Regions from separate parts of the Homo sapiens genome. Here region 2 is linked to region 1. Evidence: chromatin loops called from intact Hi-C (ENCODE). Cell type or tissue: Caco-2. All regions are shown on one strand.

Region 1 (2,500 bases):
AATCAAACCAATCTGGGGTCCATATTCCATCTTCATAATGAAGAAAAGATTGGACCAAGCTTCCCACTGACAGGCCCTCACTTTCATTCATCCCATATTTGTAGGGTCTATCATAGTGCTAGGCATTGTAGGATTTAACACATTTTTCTGAAATTAATTTAACCAAATTCACAAGTGCTTTATTCCTCACCAATCTCCTGTTTCAGGTTGTCTTCAAAAGTTAGAAGATAGGGAGGATTCAAACGACATGACATGATTGCATTATTTAAAATTTCCTTTAAAAAATAGCTTATCAAGAAACCAAATATGCCAAAAAGAAATCACTATGATTCCAGCTTCTAAAGACAGTAAATCTGAGTCTTACAAAATACATTACATATAAAGACATTTTATATAAAGGTTCTTTTTGAAAATCTCTTCTGCCTGGTGTGGTGGCTCACGCATGTAATCCCAGCATTTTGGGAGGCCAAGGCAAGTGGATCACTTGAGGTCAGGAGTTCAAGACCAGCCTGGCTAACATGGTGAAACCCTTCTCTACTAAAAATACAAAAATTAGCCAGGTGTGGTGGTGGGTGCCTGTAATCCCAGCTCCTCGGGAGGCTGAGGCAGGAGAATCACTTGAGCCAGGGAGGTGGAGGTTGTGGTGAACCGAGATCAAACTACTGCACTCCAGCAGGGACAGCAGAGTGAGACCCTGTCTCAAAAAAAAAAAGAGAGAGAGAGAGTAGAAAATCTCTTCTTTACTTAATTACTAATTAGTTAGGGAAAGTCTCATTCAAAAGAAAGTTGCAATAAAAATATAAAAAATTCCAAAATATCCTCAATACTTCTAAAGAAGGAAAAGCAATAATGATAGTGGCTCAATATTACTTACACTGTTTTCTAACTTAAGAAAATCTTGTTCTTTACCAAAAATATTTAATTTTCTAAAGTGTGAGAAAATTAGTAAATTAAATGATGGAATTGGCTTTTTTGCTACTTTCTAAAATACAATATTCTTAGGTTGACCTGAAACACAATTGGCTTAATAAAAAACATTATATAATAAAATTCTTAATTAGCATAATTGCCTATCCAGAATTTCAATTATCCTCTAGAATCTCTTTCTTAAAATTTGGAGAAAGATAAAAATATTTACTTAAGAAAAAATAATCTCAATAATTTAACTAAAATGCAAAATTCACGTTTTAAAACTTAGAATGATTTGAAGCACCAACATATTCTATGTAAAAATCAACAGTTGCAAATATTCTTACTCAAATTTCTTCTTTCTCATACCTTACCAAAGTGGATAGAAACCTATGTGTGCACGCTTGTCCAAACACATGTACATCCTACCTTTTCTGATCTGAGGCTGATAAAATATCTTGTTTTCAACACTGGGGTGCAGATTTCATTCAGCTGTAAGGTTATAGCACCCCCTAGCCCTGCCTAACAGAATAGCAGTCAATTCTGGCAGGAATTGAAGTGTAGTAAAGGAATTTTAAAGAATATATGTAAAACCTGGGTACTTTAAAAAAGTGTTCTCCATTGAAGACGTATCTTATTTTATTTGGTAGCAACCGCTGTATCTATTATAGTTTAGAATTTCTGGTATACAACCTGTTCTAACCCTGAATAGTACCAATTGCTGTTAAAATATAGGAAGCTGATTTATTCTAAAGAGCATGTGGAGCATAAACACATCAAACAGATTTCCACTGGTCCTCTAATTTTTTCCCCCCAAATCATCAACAAGCCAGACACTTGGAGTACAAGTATAGAATATTGGACATGGCTGTGATGGTTATTGGCAAATCTTATACAAATAGACAACAGCTCTCTGGGGACAAAATGTAGGCTGTGGAAAAATATATCTGAATATGACACATGTGGCCACCACTCAGATAAGATCTTTGTTACTATTCTTTTATTCATATATCATATTTTAAGAAAAAAGTTGAAAGATGAAGGATTTGGATGTGCTTGTAATAAATTCAGACTGTTTTGCTTGTCCCGTCTTTGAATCTTCAAGCTTTCCTTATTAAGCTACAATGCCTATTTCCAGCATATGGTAATAGTGCTGATTGCATAGCACCTGTCATTAGGAATTCAGGAATATAAACCTCAAAGGCTTTGATGGGAATTTAAATGGAATACCGATTTGTCAATGCAGCACTCAAGTCTGTAGTATCTGTGGGGTTCACAGGATTCCAATTAGTCTGACATTTTTTTTGCAGACTTCAGAAAAAGAACTATTGTAAAACTTGGAAGCAAACAAAAGATAAGTTTTCTCACCTTACTTGGCCCATATTATAATTTATTCCTCCCTTCGTTCCTGGAATGCTTGAAAGTCATCATTCTTTATTCTGAGATACTGTAAATCTAGATACTGTAAATCACTTGGTCAATGTACATTAAATTTAATTTAGTCTGACCACTGCTACTATTCAAAGACCAGTAAATTGATTATGTTACTAAAAGGTGATCACACTGATACTGCTATTTAATGAACTCCATG
Region 2 (2,500 bases), 180 kb before region 1:
CCAAACCTTATGACTTATGTAAAAATTCTACAAGCTCTTCTAAAAACTCTGAAACAGATAATAAGTGGTGAAAGAAAGAAAGAAAGAAAGAAGAGAAATGAGAATGAGTAAAAAATGAACAGAGCATAATGGAGAAGACACCTTTTTGAGTTTACAAGAGTTAGACAATATTTTGTTAATGTAATAATATTTACTTATAAATTTAATATTTAATAAAGTTAACATTTATAACACAATATAATTATATTTTAAGTATGTTATATGTTAATTATATTATTTAAAATATAACTTAGTGAATAAATGTAATATTTAATATGTAAATTTAATATGATTCTATTAATTTTAAAATACTAAATTTATCTTAAGGAGACAACATCTAACAACTATAAAATAGGAGTATTAAAGAAGATCAAGTCTGAGTGTGGTGGCTCACACCTATAATCTCAATACTTTAAAAGGATTGCTTGACCCCGAGAGTTAAAGACCAGCCTACGCAACATAGCGATATCTCATCCTACAAAATTAAAAAATTTAAAAAATTAGCCAGTGTGGGGCTGCATGCCTGTAGTCCCAACTACTTGGGAGGATCACTTCAGCCTGGGAGGTCAAGGCTGGAGTGAGTAGTGATCACGCCACTGCACTCCACCCTGAGCAACAGAACGAGAATCGGTCTCAGAAAAAAAAAAAAATTAAGAATTGTCTGCCAAATACATGAAACTATGCAATTGTCTACCTGAACGAACACATTTGTCACAGTTAAACTGATTAAGAGCTAAGAAGCATGGTCATTATCCCAATATTATAATCAGGTGAATAATACTCATATTTTTCTTTGTGACATTTATTTTTATTGTGATAAAAATACATACTTTTTATACCTTCACTCAACAAGGAGAATCATGACTTGCATTTTACAGTCTCATAAATACAATTCCAATTTTTTAGAAGACTCCTCTTTGAAATTATGAAGGGGTAAGATTATTTTTTCCTTTTATTCCTCTTATTTTTTCTTCCTTCTTTCCCCCCTCCCTCCCTTGCTTCTTTCTTTCCTTCCTTCTCTCACATGCGTTCTTTTCTCCTTTTCGATTTTTGAACATCTCATTGGTACATACGGAATTCTAAAACTTGTTTATTTTCTCTTTACCATATTTGAGTTGAGAAAAAACCATGACACTCTGCTATTTATATGAACACCAGTTTATCTTACCAAGGCCTATTATTTCTGCTTTTGAAATTTTGTTTTAATTATTTTATTTTTATTATGAAAAAATTGTTTAGGAATAAAAGATTGAGACAGAATCCATACAAAGTTTAAAGAACTGCAATACAGTTGCTACTTATATAATTGTCCAGAAGATGTCTCTCCCCATTCACATCTCTTTCCTTGCTCTGCAGAGAACCATTAAATTCTGAGGTAATCATTTTCTTGTTCTTCTTTATTGTTCTAACACACCTATGCATATGTCCCACTTTTTTTAATAATATATAAGTGAAATAATTCTCTATGTATTCCACTGTTTTGCCTCTTCAACATCATGTCTTTGAGATTCATTCAAGTTAATACATGTTACTTTAATTCGTTAATTCTCACTGTTGGATTGACCATGAAATATTTGTCTATCCTACTACTGACATACATTTTCCTTTTCCTCTTTTTTTTTTTTTTTTTTTTTTTTTTTTTGCTGTTATGAACAACGCTGGTTTGGGGAGTGCTAAAAGAAACAGGAAACTAGAACCAACTGCTGGCAGAGGGATATGGACCATTGCTGGTGTGATGCTGAAAACAACATCAAGCAGACAGCAGGGATCAAAGCCTTTATTCCCACTTCCTCCCTGCCAGTCTTCCCCCATGTTTCCATTGGCAAGACCTGTATCAAGAAGCCAGGTGACAAAAGATAATACAGTTTTCTTTGTCCCAGCCCCAAAATCACCAAGCTGATTAAACAAAGGTAAATTTGTAGCTATAATAGTTTGTAGAGATAATAGTTTAACAACCAACAGAATAGTTAAATAATTAATGCAAAAATTCCGAAGTCTGAAGAGGGGGTCAATAGGAGATACAAGAATAAATGATTGAAGGAACTGGATTGCTGCTGCAGGCCTCCTGAGATGCAAAAAAACTATGAGTCTGCTTGTTTTCTCAGCAAGGAGGTTCGTGGTCAGGGGGAAGTTCTCAACCCTGGTCCCTGGCTGCCTGAAAATAGACTCAGCATCATTAGGGGCCATAGTGGGAGTGAGATCAACTTCTATATATGTATAAAAGTCTCGCTCTCGGTCACCCAGGCTGGAGTGCAGTGGTGCAATCTTAGCTCACTGCAACCTCCGCCTCCTGGGTCAAGTAATTTTCCTGCCTCAGCCTCTCAAGGATTACAGGTGCCTGCCACCACAGCCAGCTAATTTTTTTTTTTTTTTCTTGAAATGGAGTCTCACTCTGTCACATAGGCTGGGGTGCAGTGGCAGGATCTACTTCAAGCGATACTCCTGCCTCAGCCTCCTGTGC

Evidence for each region. A loop is a pair of places that touch in the nucleus more often than their neighbours do. Peaks named below come from ENCODE experiments on the same cell type or tissue, not always from the same donor. Only the 100,000 strongest peaks of a DNase experiment are listed, where the experiment ranks them.
Region 2: it touches region 1 in a loop (14-fold over the local background); 3 of 110 quality-filtered maps call a loop at or near these places.

What each region holds. Positions count from the first base shown.
Region 1 is chr1:79,496,281-79,498,780 of GRCh38, reverse strand. No RefSeq gene overlaps it. Among named protein-coding and RNA genes, the nearest start is that of LINC02792, 170 kb to the right of the region's middle. In Caco-2, a CTCF peak has its summit at 1,399; no DNase peak of the experiment used is centred here.
Region 2 is chr1:79,680,453-79,682,952 of GRCh38, reverse strand. No RefSeq gene overlaps it. Among named protein-coding and RNA genes, the nearest start is that of LINC02792, 360 kb to the right of the region's middle. In Caco-2, no CTCF peak of the experiment used is centred here; no DNase peak of the experiment used is centred here.